2 separate regions of the Homo sapiens genome follow, and region 2 is linked to region 1. Evidence: chromatin loops called from intact Hi-C (ENCODE). Cell type or tissue: heart left ventricle. All regions are shown on one strand. Each heading gives the region's core, and the rest is flanking DNA. Links, peaks and the distances in the headings are about the cores only. Region 1 holds the start of RUVBL1-AS1 (RUVBL1 antisense RNA 1). Region 2 has its middle 9.4 kb from the start of RUVBL1.

Region 1 (9,913 bases), core at 1,914-9,913:
TATAAATCTTCATAGGTTATTTTGATTCTCTCTCTCTCTCTCTCTAAGTTTTTTAAAAATAAACTTTTCAGAACAGTTTTAGATGTACAGAGTCATTGTGAACATACAATAGGGAGTTCCCATGTATCTTGTACCCAGTTTCCCTTCTTGTTAACGTGTTACATCAGATAGCACATTTGTCACCGTGAATGACCAATACTGATGCATTATTCTACTGCGTTCACATTTTCTCAGTTTTACCTAATGTCCTTTTTCTGTCCCAGGATCCCATCCAGGATAACCCATTACAACTAGTTGTCATGTCTCCTTAGATGCCTCTTGGCTGTGACATCTTCTTAGATTTTCCTTGTTCTTGATGACCCTGACAGTTTTGAGGAGGACTGATCAGGTATCTGTAGAACATCCCTCAGTTGGGGTTTGTCTGATGCTTTTCTCATGAGTAGACTGGGATTGTGGGTTATGGAGAGGAAGACTAGAGGTGAAATGTGGTTCTGATCACATCGTATCATGTGTGGTTCTCATCACATGCTAGCAACATGACTCATCGTTGATGGTGAGCTTGACCCTTTGGCTGAGGTCATGTTTGTCGGGTCTTCTCACTGTAAAGTTACTCTCTGCTGCCTTTCCATACTGAATTCTTTGGAAGGAAGTCACTATATGCAGCCCACACTTAAGTGGCAGGGGTTATGCTCACCTCTAGAGAACTGAGTATTTACCAAAATTATTTGGGATTCTGCATGGAAGATTGTATCAGAATGGACTTACGGAAGTTCATTGTATACTTTAGTAGATTTATTTTGTTGCTCAAATTGAGCCAGCTTTGGCCAGTGAGAGCTCTTGTCAGTTGGCTCGTGTGTCCCTATCTCTGAAGTGTCCCTCTGAAGTGTCCCTATCTCTCTGGCCGAATCTCTGCGTTCGCCCACTAAGTAAGCAGCAAGGGCAAGTGCAGCACTGGGCAGTGCACCTTACTGGAATGTGCCTTCCCAGTAGGATGAGAGCTGCGTTCTTGCCCTTGCCAGGCCTGTCCTTCCCTGCTGGCTCCGTGGTGCCTGAGGTGGGGCTAAGTACCCGGACGCTGTTCCCAGCACTTGCTCCTTGTGCTAGTTCAGACTGGATCTCCGTGCTGTAATGATATGGGAGGCAGGGCTGACTAGGATGGTCATCTTGGTCCAGTGCTTTAGTTCAGACTAACTATGAGCTCCTTGTGGGGCAAGCAGCATTGTCCTTCCATTAGGGACAGTCCCCTGTAGTCATGTCAAGGGGACAGTGGGAGGGGGCGGAGATGATGCTGGGGATTCCATCTAGCCTGAGAGGCCCCAGCCGTCCCTGCTGCCAGAGTGAATCTTCTCCCTCGGCCTGGCCCCTGAGGAGACACTGGCATGCACAGCAGTGGTGGTGGGACCCTTCATGAAGTCAGCTGTGCATGTGGCCCATGCCGGCTGCCAGTGTCCTCTGAGGCTGCGCTTGTCTTTAGCCTCCCCACTCGAGCCATGTTAGACAAACAGAAGAGAGATGCAGCAAGAGCTTATTGCACCAGGGACTGTGTTCACACTCTGCGTTCCATGTTGCCTTCACAGTAGCCTGTGAGACTGGGATAGGTGTGCTAGCCCACTTCCAAGACCACTTCCACAGAGGAGGCAAGTCCCTTGGCCAGCTAGTGAGAGATGGAACCAGGATTTGAAATCAGGCTGCTTGGAACCTGTGTTCCTAACTCCTGGGGGCCATACTGCCTCCTTCTGTGTTGGCATTTAGCAGCAGCTAGGAGCTGTCAAGATCTGACCTTTGTACCAGCCAGGTGAAGGAAGCGGGGTCCGGTGTGGGGAAGGTGACCCACCTAGAGGACCAGAACCAGGCCTCTGCCCTGGCTGGGCCTCTCACTTGGGCTCCAAGCCTTTCATGCTGTTTAAGGAGCAAGATGGAAGTGGCGCTGACAGCAGATCTCACAGCCGCGGGTGGGGACAGAGTCTTCTTCGGCTGCCCAAGGTACCAATATCCAGATCAGCCAGGTGAGGAGGGGACCGTGGTCTTGCTCTTCCTAGGCCACAGACCCCTGGTTCCTGCCCCTCAAATATCCTAGCTGAGGTGGTACCCAGAGAGATGGCCCAGTTCGCTGGTCTGTGCTCCAAAGTGAGGGAGATGGTTCTGGATAGGTAGGAAGGTGGGATTATTTTAATTTTCCTCCTATTTTTTCCAGCAAGGCCTGTGATTATTACATTAATCTTCCGGGCGAAGTTTTTACGACTGATCCCTCACCAACTATGAGAAGTTTCTCCATCCATTACTAAGAGGGAAACAGACCCTGGTGGGGAGGAAAATATTTGTTACATCTTATCAGGCTGACACACAATCTAACAACAATTACAGCAGCCTCATTTTTTGCACTATTTCAGCTCCAGTGTGAAAAATTGTTGTAATATTAAAGTGAGGCAGGGTGGGGGCTGGTCATCGGAAGTGGTTGAATATTCCAGGCTCTCAGCGCAGGCTCTCTTGGGTGCCACCCAGGGAGCTGATTGGGTGGCTGAGGAGAGGGAGGGAGGAATTTTCACATAAATCCCAGCGCCCTGTCTCCTGTGCTAATGGCCCCAGAGATACTTGTGAGACTGGGAAGGGCTCTTGAAAGACGCGTCCCTGGCCCTGGCAGGGAAACCACCTTGTGCCCTGCCTCATTTTCTCAGTGCAGATACCTTCTTACTGCCACATGTCTTAGGGTTGCACCTGCCAGATTGATTGGTAGGATAGTTTGTTTTTTAGGACTAAATGAATCATGCTGTCACACCAGAGAGTGACTTCTTGGTTAGCAAACCTTAGCCATTTGTGTAATAAAATGGGGGTACAGAAGGGGGCTGGGGTTGCACTCCCAGTCGACCTCTATCCCTCAGAAACTGGCCAGCCCTGGGCAGAGCAGCTGGGGTACCCCAAGAAGGCCCTGCTCTGGAGGGCTGTGGGCAGAGGAGCAGTGGGAGGGGACCCAGGGGTTCTGGGGCTCAGCAGGGCATGGTATTGATTGCATTTTCCTCCTCTGTGTGGCCCTTGGTCCTAGCCCCATGAGTCTTTGGTTTCCTGGTGTGTGAGTGGGAAGTTCATATCCCATAGACCCATGTGAGGACTTGGTGAAGTGACCCACATGTAGCTGTATCAGGTACCCAAGAGACTAAGAGGCAGTAAAGAGTTCCTGATTCCTGGCCCACTTGGAAAGAGGTCACAGTTTGTCAAACTGGAGGAAGCAGCCTGCTAGGCCCTGCCCCTCCCTATCGCAGACAGCTGGCACTTGGAAGGACCCTTAGGATCCCCCTGTGTTTGGAAAAAGCCCTGTAGCCCAGAGGGGCCAGCACTGGCTCAGGGCCACACAGCCCAAGAGCAGAGGGGGTAGCACGGGGCAACTGCCAGAAACAACGCACTGCTTCTCACTGGGGCCCTAGCATCCCATCCTGGGTGAGGCTCAGCTAGGGCTGAGGCAGCCAGAGGGGGCGAAATGACCACCCCCTTGTCCCAGCCAGTGCTGGTGTTTGTCAGGTCAGACCTGCTCTCATTTGGTGTCTGGGAAAGAGGTCCCTCGGGAGGTAGAACAGTGTTCACCCCCTTCATCCGTGGTCATCCATTCATTCTCCACACAGAAGTTCCTCTTTCTTGCTTCCTCCAGTATGCAGCCACTCCCCTTCCATTTGTTCTGGGGAGAGCAGGCCATAAGAGGATAGGGGGTGAGGGAGGCCTGGGCAGGGGGGCTGGGGAGCTTAGGGTGCAGGGCGGGCCACGCAGCAGGGCCCCGGAACTGTGAAGGGGTGGGCCGGCCACGGGGGCTGCCTGTCGTCCCCTGCTGCCCTGCCGCCCCTCCCGTCACTTGGCGGCAGGCACGGTGATTAATGGCCAGGCCGTGCGGGCTGGGCGGCCATCAGCGCGCGTCTCGGCGACGGATGCGGCTGTCAGGCCGGCCCGGCCCGCGCTGACCCCCGGGCAGGGGCCCGGCGCGATCAATGGGCGGCGCGCAGCGGGCGGCGGCTGGGCCGCCGCGATAAGATGGGCCGATGGGCGCCTGCCGATTGCCCGCTCCGTCACCCGCCGTCACCGTCACCGTCACGCCGCCAGCACGCAGATCAGCGCCGTCAGCGCCGCGTGATTAATGGGGACGCCGGCAGCTGCGGGGAGGGCGCGGGCATGCGGACCCCGCACCCAGAGGGACATGGTGGGGTGCGGGGTGCGGGCTGGGACGCCGCACACGGCACGCTGCACTTACACTGGAGCCGCATGCAGGGAACGGGGGACACGGCGGGATGCGGGCTGCAGGTCTGGGGCACACGGCGCAGGTTTTCACGGGGCTGCGCGCGCGCGTGTGTATGTAGTGGGTGGAGGTCCCGGTGCCACCGTGACACAAGGGCCTGAGTGACTTAGGCCTGAGGGGTGGGGGGAGGAGGGACCACACCTACTGTGACCTCCCCACCGCGATCCCTGCCTGGCCTAGGCCTCAGCCACCAGGTCCACCAGCCTCTTCGGTCTTTGCAAGCCTGCCCACTGTCCCAACCATCTTTGAGAACCCAGACTAGACGGTCAGGACCCCGACCCAAAACCCTTCCACAGGTCCCATGGCTAAATCCCAGGTTCCCCACCCTCCCGGCAGGCCCGCAGGAATGCCGGCCCCGCCTCTCCATGCCGGCCGCCCCCCTGTGCTCCTTTAGCTGTCATCGCAAGTGGTCCCGTCCCCCAGAGCTTCGTCCCTGGGTCGGGTCATGCTGTTGGGGACGCCCTGAGCGCTCTCAGCGCACCGTTGGCCCTGCTCGCTCCCCACCGGGTGAGGAGGGCAAGAGCCGGCTTCCCACCCCCCTCCTCCGCGCCAGAGCGCACAAATCCCCACTCGAAGCGACCTGCCTCTGAGGCACTGCCCCTCCAGAATAGCGCTGGTCCGCCGGGACCCACTCGGAACTCGGGAATCGGGAGGGAGAGGCTCGCCCAACCCAAATACCCACATGCCGCCAGGGAGGAGCCGTGTGCCAGGTGTGCAGAGAGGGGGCCGGAGGGCTTCCCAATGCCAGTGACAGGAGCGCAGCAGGGACAGCCGGGCGCGAGTGTGGGACTGACCCGAAGTCCGAACTGCCAAGGAGAGCGAGACGAGGGGAAGGGGGGGGCCCCGGCTGGGTGGACTGGGGCCTATCCCGTGGGCAGTGGGGATCTCAGGGCCAAGCGGCAGCGGAGGCAGGACCAGCCACTCTCACTTTTCCCCTCGAAAACCACAGCGTTCCAGGGCCGCGAGGCACCCCGCGGGAGCTTGCGAGGACACAGCGCCCCCGTGTGGGCGGACGCGCACAGAGTCGCGCCCGTGGCGTTTCGGGCCCAGGCTCCGCCCCCGCCGCGCTGCCCCTCCCCCCATGGGGGCGTGGCCAGGCCTAGCCCAGGGATCCGAGATTCCAAGTCACACCCAGCACGACTTGGGAAGTCGCGACGAAAGTGCGCGACTTCCCAGCAAGCGAGGTTGAAGTCCCGGCAGGCAGGGAGGAAGGCGTGTGTCCCCCCGTGCATGCGGGGAAGGAGCAGTGGGGGAAGGCTGAGTTGGGCTTTCAATTAAAAAAAATGTGCATACACTTAGTTTTTTGATGCAAAATTGCCAAAGGCGTGTACCGTGAAAACCTACCTCGACACCTGCCCCCTGCCTCCTGTTCCCTTTCCGGAAGCGCCTGCCTTACACCGGTGTGTTCCTCTAGAGATGGCCAGGACCTGGGTGAGGCAGCACACACTCACAGGACCTTCCCAACACTCATTATGAAACATATCACATGGAAAACTGCAAGAATTACAGGCAATCGCCTCTCAGCCTTTGGCTAAGATCAAGTGTAGTGTTCTTATCACTTTAATATCTGCTATCTGAGGACAGTATGTTAAATGGATTTTTGGAGCAGGGAGATGGAATAGGACCTTGCTCTTTCCACTCCATGCATCCACCTGGTATTGCAGTACCTCCAGGAATAGTGCACCCCCTTTGGGGGAATAAAAAAAAAGGATTGCAGGTGAGCCCCCATATCCCTGTCATCTAGGCACTGCACTGCCCATCCCCCTGTCTGCCTGCCAGTCAGTCTTGTCAGTCTTCTGTGCATTTCAAAGTGAGTTGCAGATACAACAACCTCTGTAAATAGTTAAGCATGTGTATAATTATCTAGAGTTCAGTACTTGATTATGGTTTTTTAAGTTTTTTTTTTTTTTTTTTTTTTTGAGACGGAGTTTCGCTCCTGTTGCCCAGGCTGGAATGCAATGGCGCCATCTCAGCTTACTGCAACCACCGCCTCCCGGGTTCAAGTGATTCTCCTGCCTCAGCCTCCCAAGTAGCTGGGATTATAAGCGCATGCCACCACACCCAGCTAATTTTGTGTTTTTAGTAGAGATGGGGTTTCTCCATGTTGGTCAGGCTGGTCTTGAACTCCTGACCTCAGGTGATCCACCTGCTTTGGCCTCCCACAGTGCCAGAATTACAGGCATGAGCCACTGTGCCCGGCTGCTTATGGTTATTTTTAAACGTTAAAAATACAGTGAAATGTACAAATCCTAAGTGGAGCACTCCATGAGTTCTGACTAATGAAACCCAAATCCCAGTGAAGGATATTACTATTGCCCAGAAAGTTCCTTGTGCCAATCTCTAACACACTAGAGGCAACCACTGTTAGAATTTTTTTTTTTTTTGCAATAGATTAGGTTTTCCTGCTCTAGAATTTCATGTAAATGGCATCATACAACATGACTTGTTTCTTTCACTTAGCTTTTGAGCTCCTGAATGTTGTGTGTATGGATAGTTTATTTTTTATTGCTGGGTAAAATGCCACCCTGTGGATCCACCACATGTATCCATTTGCCTGTTGATGGCCACCTAGGCTGTTCCCTATTTTTCAGCTATTATGAACATTCTTGTACAAGTCTTTGTATAGGCATATATTTTCATCTTGGGTTTCAATACCCAGGAGTAGAATAGCTGGGTGTAGGGTAAGTGTATGTCTAGTTTTATGGGAAATTGCTACACCTTTTCCTGATGTAGTCTATTAGTCACTTCCTACCCCCCTTTTAAACACAAATGGTAGCATACGCTATTGTTTCTTGCTTTCTGTATTCTTCCTTGACAGCATATCTTGGAGATTCTTCTAACTCAACATATAAAGAATGTCCTCCTAGTTCCTTTCCACAGGGAGGAGCTGCTGTAATTTATTCAGCCCCCTCCGATGGGCATTTAGATGTTTCTAGCCTTATTGAGCTGTGCTTTGAAGGATGAACAGGAGCTTGTCAGGCAGACAGCAGAGGGAACAAGGCCCACAGGTTTGACAGACACTGCAGAACCCTTACTGCTGGGGCATGAGCTTTTAAGAGGAGAGGCACCTTCTGTTCCATTTCCCCATGAGGCTCAATAATGTTTGCTGAGTGGAAAGGAGTGGGTAATGTGGCCCTAGAAGGGATTGGGGCAGGGGAGTGAGGTGGGCACTACCACTTAGGGGCACACCTGGCTCTCCAGAACCAGGCATTGGTAGGTGCTGAAGCTCAGGTTGGGGCTTTTGCTGACTCTCGGACAGTGCCACATGCCCATCCCCTGGCCCTCATCAGGAATCCGTTGCTCTTCCCCAGGCCATGGGGCTCAGACCCCTCAGAAATGAGATGGGAGGCTCATCCCAGCCTTCCTGAGGACTTCATGCTGGCCTGGCTTCAGCAGGAGCAGGCTGGGGGCGGGGTATGGGGTAGGGCATCAGCAGGTCCAGGGAGGCAGTGGTAAAGCAGCACCATGGATGGAGCGGAGTGCCAGTTGAAGCGGGTGCTGCCCCTGAGCCAAGGGCAGCAAGGGGAAGCTCCGGGGGTGGGGCCTGTTTCCCTAGACTCCTCATTCCTTGCCCCAGCTACGTCCCTAGCAGAAGTACCTGCAGGCAGGACCAGCAGCCAGACAGGGACTTGGAGTAGGAAGTGAGCCTTAGGCTTTTTGTCCTGGCTCGGGAGCTAAGTGACTTTTGGCCACACTCTATTTCCCTGGGCCTCAGTTTCTTCACCTGTAAAATGGACGGACTTGTTTCCTCCTGGGCCTCTAGTGGGGTGAAGTGAGAGCACATGTAGGAAGTGGCTGGGACAGTGCCTGCCCCAAGGGAAAAAGCAGAGTAAGCCTTACCCCCCCATCACTGTGCATTAGTTCCCTGTGCATGGGGAGGAGCCAGGTGGAGAGACACCAGGGCCTGCCATCTTGAAGCGTGCGTGGCTGCTGGAATGTGGGCTCCGTTTGCTCTCAGGCAAGAGGGGCCACGGCCACAGGTGCAAACGAATACCTGAGGCACGAGAGATGGCCTACTGCTTCCCTGGGGCAGCAGGTTTTCTAACATATTTATACTGGCAAGCACCCTGCCTGCCTCAGCAATTCACAGCGCCTGGCTGGTCTGGAGCCTGAGGCCACGTGCTGTGCTCCTGTCCAGGGCCTCCCTGAGCCCTGAGGCCAGCAGGTGCAGAGGGAGCGCGGGGCAGACCTGGCTGCACATGTGTCCTAGCAGTCTCAAAACACAGTGCTGAGGTGTGGCTTCTGCAAGGCCAGGCCCACACCTGTCCATCAGGTGGTCTCAGAGGAACCATCCTGCTCTGACCCAACTCCCCTTGGAAATCAGTTTCCAAGACAAGGTCTAAGACTACAAGGAAATACTGAGGCTGGAGCCCAGCTAAGGAGTAACGACCTCCCACAGCCCTGGTCAGGCCTGCCCTGGGGTTGCCCACCCACCTGCCCCTCAAGTTCCTGAGGAAGCACCAGGCCCAGGTGGTGGGGACGGCGGCAGGTTTGGGGTGAGGCCCTGTCCAGGACTGGGGAGAGTGGAAATGTGGCCTACCACTGGGGGCTTGGTGTAGAAACAGAAAGACTTCTAGACACGTTCTAAGGGAGCAGCCACAAGCCTGCCACTCCCACCCACACAACACTGGGTCCTTCTGGCTTGGCTACAGGTCGGGTCTGAGGCCAGCCTCACAACCAAGTTAAGACTTCTCCAATCACCAGCTGGGTACTGGAGCTGAGGCTCAAAGGGCTTCGAGTTATGGGGCCCTAGGCTCCTGCTAGAAGGTTCCCACTCTTCCACGGGGTGGCAGGCGCCCTGGCTCAGCGGAGGCCTCTGCATTCTCACGGGACAGCCAGTGCACTCTGCCTCACGGGCAGAGCCCTGCAGCAGCTCCACATGTGGCCCAGCACCCATATCACTTTATCACAAATGTGAGCACCAGGTTGACATGACCATCAGAAGGGAACTTTTCCAGGCAAAATGCCTGAGTGCCCCAACCAAGCCTTTGACACACACAAAGCTGCAACCAAGCTTTGCGCCTCACTGGCCTTTTTGGGAATAAAATCTAATTTAAAATCAAGAGAACATGATCAAGTACCTTGTAAAAAACTGGCTTTATTTGTCACTTATTCACCTTATCTCAGTTATGCCATTTTGGCGTCCACAGTGACAGTCCCCTGGAAGCTGGGGTCAGCCCCCACCCACCCACCGTGACCATCACCCACAGGGCGTGAGTGTGGGCCTTGCAGGGCCCAGCCGATGGTTACAGGCTGCAGGCGGGACTATGGGGCTCCTCCTGAGGCCTGGTGCCTTCCAGCCCCCTGCCCACCAGCTTGGGTACAGCTGCCTGCCTGCCAGAGGCCAAGCATTCCTAAGCGTGGGCTGGGGGAGGCCCTGCCCCTCTGTAGCAGCAGAGCAGACAGGGCAGTGGGAGAACCATGTGGGTAGGAGGGCATCAGGTCTCAAGAGCCTCTCCCCTGCTCAGGACTGGGTCTAGACAAGGCCACGTGTGATAGGGTGGTAAGCCCTGGGCCATATGGAGGAGCCTGGGGCCCATCTTGGTTCTGCTGCTGAGTTGCTGGGTGGCTTTAGGCAAGTCCCTTCTTGTCCCTTGGTCACTCTGTTTCCTGGCTAGCACTGCCAGCAAGGTCTCC
Region 2 (10,281 bases), core at 1,195-9,194, 58 kb before region 1:
TTTATATCCTACAACTTTATTGAATTTGTTTATCACTTTTAACAGTTTGTGTGTCGGTGTGTTTGTGTGTGTGTGCATGTAATCTTTAGTTTTTTGTAAATATAAGATCATATCTGCAAGGAAGAATAATTTGACCTCTTTCTTTCCGATTTGAATGCCTTTTATTTCTTTGTGTTGTCTGATTGCTCTAGCTAGGACTTCCAGTACTATGTTGAATAATAGTAGCAAAGGGGCATCCTTGTCTTGTTCTGGATTATAGGGGAAAGGCTTTCAGTTTTCCCCCATTCAGTATGACACTAGCTGTGGGTCTGTTGTATATGGCTTGTATTGTGTTGAGGTAGGTTCCTTCTATGCCAAGTTTTTTGAGGGCTTTTACTATAGTAGGATATTGAATTTTATCAAATGCTTTTTCAGCACCACTTGAAATGACCATATGGCTTTTGTCCTTCATTTTATTGATATGATGTACCACACTGGTTGATTTGCATATGTTGAAACATCCTTGCATCCCTATGGTAAATCCCACTTGGTTATGATGAATGATCTTTTTAATGTGTTGTTGAATTCACATTGCTAATATTTTGTTGAGGACTTTTGCGTTAATGTTCATCAGGGATATTGGCCTGTAGTTGTCTTTTCTTCTTTTGATACGTCTTTGCCTGATTTGGGTATCAGGGTAACACTGACCTCATAAAATAAGTTTGGAAGTATTCCCTCCTCTATTTTTTGGGATAGTTTGAGGAGGATTGATATTAGTTCTTCTTTAAATGTTTGGTAAAATTCAGCACTAAAGCCATTGGGTCTCAGGTCTTTCTTTGCTGGGAGACTTTTTATTACAGCTTTGATCTTGTTACTTGTTATTGGTCTATTCAGGTTTTGGATTCCTTCATGGTTCAATCTTGGCAGGTTGTATATGTCAAGAACTTATCTATTCTTCTAGGTTTTCCAATTTATTGACATATAGTTGTTCATAGTAGTTGCTCACGATCCTTTGAATTTCTGTGGCATCAGTTGTAATGTCTCCCTTTTCATCTGTGATTTCATTCATTTGGGTCTTCTCTGTTTTTTTCTTAGTCTGACTAAAGATTTGTTGATATTATCTTTTCAAATAACCAACTCTTCATTTCATTGCTTTTTTGTATTTTTATTTCAATTTTATTTAATTCTGCTCTGATCTTCTTTTCTTTTACTAATTTTAGATTTGGTTTGTTCTTGCTTTTCTAGTTATTTAAGATGCACCAGTAAGTTATTTATTTAAAGTGTTTCAATTTTTTTTCATGTAGGCACTTATTGTTTTGTGGCCTAACGTGGTCTATCCTTAAGAATGATCCATGTGCTGAGGAGAATAATGTGTATTCTGCAGCCGTTGGAAGAAATGTTCTGTAAATATCTATTAAGTCCATTTGGTCTATAGCAGATTAAGTCCCATGTTTCTTTGTTCATGATCTTTAGGTCTAATACTATTTGCTTTCTATATGTGGTGATCGAATGTTGGATGCATATATATTTACAATTGTTATATCCTCTTGCTGAATTGGTCCCTTTATCATTATATAATGATCTTCTTTGTCTCCTTATATAGTTTTTGTCTTGAAATCTATTTTTTCTGCTGTAAGTATAGCTACTCCTGCTCTTTTTTGGTTTTCATTTGCATGGAACATTTTTTCCATCCCTTTATTTTCCATCTGTGTGTGTCTTTATAGGTGAAATATGTTTCTTATAGGCAATAGATCATTGTTTTTTTTTTTTTTTTTGACAGGGTCTCACTCTGTCACCCAGGCTGGAGTACAGTGGCATGATTATTGCTCACTGCAGCCTTGACCTTCCAGGGTCAAGTGTTCCTCCCACCTGAGCCTCCCAAGTGACTGGGACTACAGGTGCATGCCACCATGCCCGGCAAATTTTTGTATTTTTTGTAGAGATGGGGTTTCACCATGTTGCGCAGGCTAGTCTCAAACTCCTGGGCTCACCACCCACATTGGCTTCCTAAAGTGCTGGGATTACAGGCATGAGCCACCACACCTGGCAGGTCTTGTTTTTTCAATCCATTCAGCTACTCTGTGTCTTTTTATTGGAAAGTTTAGTCCATTTACATTCACTATTATTACTGATAAGTAAGGGCTCACTACGGTCATTTTGGTTTTTTTTTTCTGATTATTTGTGTCTTCTCTTCCTTCCTTTTTTCCTTCCTTCCTGTTTTCCTTTTTGTGATGGTGATTTTCTCTGGTGGTATCTTTAAATTTCTTGCTTTCTATTTTTTGTGCATGCGTTGTAGGTTTTTTAATTTGTGGTTACCATGAGGCTTGCAAATAACATCTGCATAGTTTATTTTCAACTAATGACAACTTAACACTAATTGCCAAAAAAAAGAACAAAGAGAAAACTAATTAAAAATTCTACAGTTTAACTTCATCCCCCTGCTTTTTAACTTTTTGTTGTTTCTATGATATATATCTTATTATACTGTCATGTCTTGAAAAGTTATTGTAGTTATTATTTTTGATAAGTTCATCTTTTATTCTTTCTTCTTAAGATACGAATAGTTTACACACCACAATTACAGTGCTACACTACTCTGTGGTTGTCTGTGTACGTACTATTACCAATGAGTTTTGCACCTTCAGGTGATTTCTTATTGCTCATTAACATCCTTTTCTTTCAGACTGAAGAATTCACTTTAGCATTTCTTGTAGGACAAGTCTGGTGTTGATTAAATCCCTCAGCCCTTGTTTGTCTAAGAAAGTCTTTATTTCTCTTTTATGTTTGAAGTATATTTTTGCTGGGTATGCTATCCTAGTATAAAATATTTTTTCTTCAGCAGTTTATTTATTTATTTACTTATTTTGAGATGGAGTCTTGCTCTGTAGCCCAGGCTGGAGTGCAATGGCACAATCTTGGCTTACTACAACTTCCGCCTCCTGGGTTCAAGCGATTCTCCTGCTTCAGCCTCCTAAGTAGCTGGGACTACAGGTGCATGCCGCCACACCTGGCTAATTTTTGTTCTTTTAATAGATATGAGGTTTCACCCTATTTGCCAGGCTGGTCTCGAACTCCTGACATCAGGTGATCCACCCGCCTCGGCCTCCCAAAGTGCTGGGATTACAGGCATGAGCCACCATGCCCAGCCTTCCTTTAGCACTTTCAATATGTCATGCCACTCTTTCCAGGCCTGTAAGGTTCCCACTGAGAAGTCTGCTGCCAGATATATTGGAGCTCCTTTGTATGTTATTTGTTTCTTTTCTCTTGCTGCTTTTAGGAGTCTTTCCTTATTCTTGACCTTTGGAAGTTTGATTATTAAATGTCTAGATATAGTCTTATTTGGGTTATATCTGGTGTTCTATAACCTTCTTATACTTGAATATTAATTTTTTTTCCTCTAGGTTTGGAAAGTTCTGTTTATTATCCCTTTGAATAAACTGTCTACCCTGATCTTTCTTTCTACTTTCTTTTAAGGCCAATAACTCTTAGATTTACCCTTTTGAGGCTATTTGCTAGATTTAGTAGACATGCTTCATTCTTTTTTTTAAATTTTTCCCCTCTTTGCATTTTATTTTCCTTTTCATCTTCCTCTTCTTTTTTTTTTTAGACAAAGTTTCTCACCCAGGCTGGAGTGCGGTGGTGCAATCACAGCTCACTGCTGCCTTGACCTCCCAGGCTCAATTGATTCTCTCACTTCAGCCTCCCAAGTAGCTGGGACTACAGACATGTGCCACCACACCCAGCTCATTTATTGTTATTTTTATTTTTATTTTTTGTAGAGATGGGGTTTCACCATGTTGCCCAGGCTGGTCTCGAACTTCTGGCTTCACTTGGTCTGCCACCCTTGGCCTCCCAAAGTGCTGGGATTACAGGCATGAGCCACCATGCCTGGCCACCTCTGTGTATTTTCAAATAGCCTGTCTTTTTTTTTTTTTTTTTTGACAGTTTCACTCTTGTTGCCCAGGCTGGAGTGCAGTGGCATGATCTCTGCTTACTGCAACCTCTGCCTCCCAGGTTCAGGTGATTCTCCTGCCTCAGCCTCCTGAGTAGCTGGATTACAGGCGCCTACCACCGCGCCCAGGTAACATTTGTATTTTTAGTAGAGAAGGGGTTTCACTTTGTTGGCCAGGCTGGTCTCAAACTCCTGACCTCAAGTGATCTGCCTACCTCGGCCTCCCAAAGTGCTGGGATTACAGACATAAGCCACTACGCCTGGCCAAATAGCTTGTCTTCAAGCTCACTAATGCTTCTGCTTGATCAGTTCTGCTGTGGACTGATGCATGCTTTGTATATCAACTGAATTTTTCAGCTCCAGAAGTTCTGCTTGATTATTTTTAATTATTTCAATCTCTTTGTTAAATTTATCTGATAGGATTCTGAATTCCTTCTCTGCATTATCTTGAATTTCGTTGCGCTTCCTCAAAAGAGCTATTTTGAATTGTCTGTCTAAAAGGTCACATATCTGTCACTTCAGGATTGATCACTGGTGCCTTATTTCATTTGTTTGGTGAGGTCATGTTTTCACGGATAGCCTTGATGATGTGGATATTTGTCAATATCTGGGCATTGAAGAGTTAGGTATTTATTACAGTCTTTGCAGTCTGAGCTTGTTTGTACCCATCCTTCTTGGGAAGCCTTGCCAAGCATTCAAAGGGAATTGAGTGTTGTAATCTGTCTTTGGTCACTGCAGCTGTATCTGCACTAGGGGGCACCCCAAGCCCAATAAAGCTGTGACTTTCAGCTGCATAGAGGTGCTACCTTGGTGGTCTTGGGTAAGATCTGGGAGAATTCCCTGGATTACCAGACAGAGACTCTTGTTCTCTTCCCGTACTTTCCCAGGAACAAACAGAGTCTCTCTGATAAGCTGTCTGAAGCTGGGGGAGGGATGATACAAGCACCTCTGTAGCAACACCACTGGGACTTTGTTGGGTCAGACCCAAACCCAGCCCAATACTGTGTCTCACCCAAGGGCCATGGTGACCACTGCCTGGCTACTGCCAATGTTCACTTAAGGCCTGAAAGCTCTAAAATCAGCATCTGGTGAATCTAGCCAGGCTTATGTCCTTCCCTCAGAGTGACAAGCTCATCCCCCAGCCCACGGCAGGTCCAGAAATGCCATCCAGGAGCTGGGGCCTGGAGTCAGAAACCTTAGGAATCCATTTGGTGCTCTAGTCTACTGTAGCCGAGCTGGTGCCCAAACCGCAATACAAAGTCCTTTCCACTCTTCCCTCCCTTTTCCTCATGCAGAAGAACTCTCCCTGTGGTCACAACCAACCCAGGCCTATAGCAAGAACTGCCTGGCTACCGCTGATGCTCACTCAAGATCCAAGGGCTCTCTCTTCAAGTTGTGTTGAATACTGCTGGGCCTGGGTCTCTCCCTTCAGGGCAGTAGGCTCCCCTCTGGCCCAAGGCAAGTCCAAAAATGTCACCCAGGAGCTAAGGCCTGGAATTGGGAAACCCAAAAGACCACTCGGTGCTCTACCCCACTGTGGCTGAGGTGGTGTCCAAGTTGCAAGACAAAGTCCCTTTTATTCTTTCCTTTCTTCAAACAGAAAGGGTTTCTTTCTGTGGCCATCACAACTGGGAATGTGCTGGTTCACCTGAAGCCAGCATGGCACTGGGTCTCACCCAAGGCTCGTGGTAAATACTGTCTGGCTACCACTGATGTTTATTCAAGGCCCATGCACTCTACTCAGCAGATGATGAATCCTGCCAAGTCTGGGTTTTCCTCCTTCAAGACGCTGCATTCTCTTTTGTCCCAGGGTGTGTCTAGAAATGTCGTCTGGGAGCTAGAGCCTGAAATAAGGGCCTCAGGACTCTACCTGCTGCCCCATTCTACTGTGGCTAAGCTAGTATCCAAGTTGCAAGACAAAGTCCCCTTTACTCTCCTCTCTGCTCTCCTCAAGCAGAAGGAAGGAGTCTCTCCGGGAGCTGCAAGCTGCGCTGCCTGGCTTTGGGGGAGTGGTGATGCAAGCACTCCCTTGATTGCCCTGGGTATTGTCTTGCTAGGTCACATGCACCCCACGTTCACTGGCTCCAAGCCTAGCAGAGCACCAAGATTTGCCCAGGAATTGCAGTCCTTGTGGCCTACACTGCCTTCCAAGTTTCTGTAGAACCCCAGAGCACTTTAGCCTGCGGTGATGAGGCTGGCCGGAACTCAGTTTCTGACCACTGGGATGGATGATTCCCCTCTGGCTAGGGCTTGTCTAAATGCTCTCTCCGTGGGTGCTGGTTGAATTCTGCCTTGTGTTGCTTTCTGCTGTGACAGGGCAGCACTGAGTTCCAGTACAAAGTCCCATAATCTCTCTGCCAAGTACATAGATTCTCTCTCTGTGCCATGAGGCCTCAGGCAGGGGATGAGAGAGGGGTAGTGCAGGTGAGTCAAGACTGTCTTTCCTACTCTCTTTAGTGCCTCTTTCTTTGATGTGATGTTAAAACCAGGGACTGTGACTGCTCACCTGATTTTTGGTTCTTATGAAGGTGCCTTCTTGTGTGGATAGTTTTTCAATTTGGTTTCCTGCTGGCGGCAGGTGGGGGCAATTTCTGGAGGGTGCATTTGGCCATCTTGCTCCGCCTCCCTCTCATAGGCAACTCCTAGTTGTTTTTTGGATCATGAAAGTGTATTGGATTTTGTCAAATTTTTTTTCTGAATCAGTTGAGTTGATCATGTGGGGCTTTTCCCCTTCACTCTATTAATATGGTATATTACACTGATTTTTGTATGTTAAACCACCTTTGTATTCCTAGAATAAATCCCACTGGTCATGGTGATAATCCTTTAACACACTGCTAAATTGGGTTTGCTAGAATTTTGTTGAGAATTGTTGCATCTATATTCATACAGGATCTTGATCTGTTTTTTTTTGTTGTTGTTGTTGGTTTGTTTTACAGTGTTTGTTTGTTTGTTTTGTTTTGTTTTTTGAGATGGAGTCTCGCTCTGTGACCCAGGCTGGAGTGCAGTGACGTGATCTTGGCTCACTGCAACCACCACCTCCCAGGTTCAAGTGATTCTCTGCCTCAGCCTCCCAAGTAACTGGGATTACAGGCACATGCCACCACACCCAGATAGTTTTTGTATTTTTAGTAGAGATGGGGTCTTGAACTCCTGATCTCAGGTGATCTGCCCTCCTTGGCCTCCCAAAGTGCTGGGATTACAGGTATGAACCACCATGCCCAGCCTGTTTTATAATGTTTTTATCTGGCTTTGTTATCAGGGCAGCACTGGCCTCATAGAATGCATTAGAAAGTGTTCTCTTTAGTTTTTTGGAAGAGTTTGGGAAGGACTGGTGTCTCACTTTTTCACCCAAGCTAAAGTGCAGTGGTGTGATCAAAGCTCACTACAGCCTCAAACTCCTGGGCCTGAGTGATCCTACCGCCTCAGCCTCCCAAGTAGCTAAGACTACAGGTGGGCACAATCATGCCTGGCAAATAAAATTGAAAAAAAATAAAGGCCGGGCAGGGTGGCTCACGCCTGTAATCCCAGCACTTTGGGAGGCCGAGGTGGGCAGATCACGACGTCAGGAGATCGAGACCATCCTGGATAACACGGTGAAACCCGGTCTCTACTAAAAATACAAAAAAATAGCCAGGCGTGGTGGCAGGCGCATGTAGTCCCAGCTACTCGGGAGGCTGAGGCAGGAGAATGGCATGAACTCGAGAGGTGGAGTTTGCAGTGAGCCGAGATCGCGCCACTGCACTCCAGCCTGGGGGACAGAGTAAGACTCCGTCTCAAAAATAAATAAATAAATAAATAAATAAATAAATAAATACATAAATAAATAAAATTTTTTTTTTTTTTTTTTTGTAGAGATGGGGTCTTGCTATTTCCCAACCTGGTCTTGAACTCCTGACCTCAAACAATCCTCCCACATCGGCCTCCCAAAGTGCTGAGGTTACAGGCATGAGCCATTGCTCCTGGCCTGGTGTTAGTTCTTTAAATGTTTGGTAGAAACCAGTAGTTAAGCCATTCGGCTCTAGGCTTTTCTTTATAGGGAGACTTTTGGTTACTGACTCAGTCTCCTTACTTGATTACAGTTAAGATTTTCTACTTTTTCTTGAGTCAGTTTTGGTAGTCTGTTCACAGTTTTTTTCCACAAATTTGTCTATTTCATCCAGATTATCCAATTTGTTTATAATTATTTACAGTATTCGCTTATATTCCTTTTATTTCTGTATAGTAAATAGTAATGTTCCTGCTGTAATTTCTGATTTTATCATTAGTCTTCTCTCTTGTTTTCTTAGTCAATCTAGCTAAAGATTTGTCAATTTTGTTATTCTTTTCAAAGAACCAACTTTTAGTTTTTTTATTTTCTCTGTTTTTCTGTTTCTCTATTTTGTCTCCATTTTAATCTTTTTAAAAATTTTTGGTAAAAGATACGTAGCATAAACGATACCATTTTAACCATTTTATGTGTACAGTTAGGCGGCTTTAGGTACATTCACATTGTTGTGCAACCATCACTATCATCCATCTCCAGAACTTTTTCATCTTCCCAGATGGAAACCCTGCACCAATTGAATTAGCTCTCTATTTTTCCTTTCCCCAGCCCCTGGCAACCACCATTGTACTTTTTGTCTTTATGAATTTAACTACTTCCTCATAGTGGAGCCATACTGTACTTGTCTTTTTGTGACTGGCTTATTTTACCTAGCATGATGGCTCAATATTCATCTATATTGTAACATGTCAGAATTTTCTTCTTTTTTAGGGCTTAATAATATTCTATTATATGTATATACCATCTTTTAAAAATCCATTATCTGTCAATGGATGCTTATATTGCTTCTGCCTCTTTACTACTGGGAATACTGCTATTCTCTAATCTTTATTGTTTCTTTTCTTTTGCTAGTTTTGGATTTAGCTTGTTCTTTTGTTGTTGTTGTTGTTGTTTTTCCTGGTCCCTGTAGGTGTACAGTTAGGTTATGAATTTGAGATCTTTCTTCTTTTTTATTATAGCTGTTCATAGCTATAAACTTCTCTCTTAACACTGCTTTTGCTGCATCCCATAAGTTTCGGTACGTTGTTCTTTTGTTGTCATTCATTTCAAAGTATTTTCTGATTTCCCTTATGATTTCTTCTTGACCTGTTAATTGTTTAAGAATGTATGGTTTAATTTCCACATATTTGTGATTTTTCCTTCTGTTATTGATTTCAAGTTTTATTCCATTGTGATTGGAAAAGTATTATGTATTATTTCAATTTTTAACATTTATTAAGACTCATTTTGTGGCACCCTGGACTTTTGAGATAGCAGATTCATGGGAGCAGCAAGAGTAAAAGCTACATTGCACTGGGCTGAAGCCTGGGAAGGGAAAGGGGGGCACTTGGCAAGATGAGAACTGTGCTAGGAAAGAAATGCAAGTGATGACATTAGGAGGGGGAGGAGGGAGAAAGATTGCACATATCCTGTGGGAATGATCAGGGAGGATAGATGGAAATACAAGAAAAGGAAGGTAATGGGTGGAGCAAGGCCTTTGAGAGATGGAATGGGGCCCAGGTTGCTAACCTGAGACCCAGATAGTAAAGATGCCTTGGCTAGAAGGAAGGTCATACCTGCCTTTGAGTCGCATACAAGGAGAATCCAGCAGTGCTTGGCACATAGTAGAAGCTTAGGGTAGCGCCTGAGAGTTGTTTCCCAATCTATCTTCTCCTCTCTTTACATAGGAATTGAATTTTTAACTGGGCACATATCCATCCAGTGTAAGACTACATTTCTCAGCCTCCTTTGCAGCTAGTTCTAGCTATTTGATTAAGTGCTGGCCCCTGGGATATGAGTAGAAATGATGGTGCAACTTCAATATCAAGGTTAAAGGGAAGAAGTATGTCCTCTTCTTCCCCTTTTTTCCTTCTAGTTGGTGCAAATTCAGCCCTTTTGGGAGGAGTTTGAGCAGCTATCTTGGACCACACGATAGACAATGTGTGTGGGGAGTGGCAGAGCCACATCATAGAAGGACCATAGGCCCTTACTGATTGTAAAGCCAGCCCACCTCCTGGCATGCCTGCTTGGACTTTCTGTGAGATAAAGTGACTTCTCTCTTGTTTGATCCACTGTTATTTTAGATCTCTCTGTTACTGCAGCTGAACTAATCTTTTAACTAATGTAACATTTACTGCTGGGTGCTATGGCTAATGCCTGTAATCCCAGCATTTTGGGAGGTCAAGGCAGGAGGATTGCTTGAGTTCAGGAATTCAAGACCAGCTTAGCCAACACAGCAAGACCCCTGTCTTTACAAAAAAATAGAAAAAATTAGCTGGGTGTGGTGGCGCATGCCCAGCTACTCGGGAGGCTGAGATGGGAGGAT

Evidence for each region. Peaks named below come from ENCODE experiments on the same cell type or tissue, not always from the same donor. Only the 100,000 strongest peaks of a DNase experiment are listed, where the experiment ranks them.
Region 2: it touches region 1 in a loop (3.0-fold over the local background); 51 of 110 quality-filtered maps call a loop at or near these places.

Annotation. Positions count from the first base shown.
Region 1 is chr3:128,071,125-128,081,037 of GRCh38, reverse strand. SEC61A1 (SEC61 translocon subunit alpha 1) reads right to left here. Exons shown (of 12, transcript NM_013336.4): 12 at 9,355-9,913. RUVBL1-AS1 (RUVBL1 antisense RNA 1) reads right to left here and starts at 5,228. Exons shown (of 2, transcript NR_046645.1): 1 at 4,959-5,228; 2 at 1,982-2,299. RUVBL1 (RuvB like AAA ATPase 1) reads left to right here. Exons shown (of 11, transcript NM_003707.3): 11 at 1-228. It also overlaps the pseudogene RNU2-37P. RefSeq lists silencers at 3,631-3,730, 5,072-5,511, 5,522-5,571. In heart left ventricle, for the core only: CTCF peaks have their summits at 5,060 and 5,277 (motif pointing left); DNase peaks (open chromatin) are centred at 4,232, 4,337, 4,617 and 5,287; H3K4me3 peaks cover 2,325 bases; H3K27ac peaks cover 836 bases.
Region 2 is chr3:128,128,097-128,138,377 of GRCh38, reverse strand. It overlaps a transcript of RUVBL1 not described here. Among named protein-coding and RNA genes, the nearest start is that of RUVBL1, 9.4 kb to the right of the region's middle. RefSeq lists a silencer at 4,618-4,912. In heart left ventricle, for the core only: a CTCF peak has its summit at 4,685 (motif pointing right); no DNase peak of the experiment used is centred there.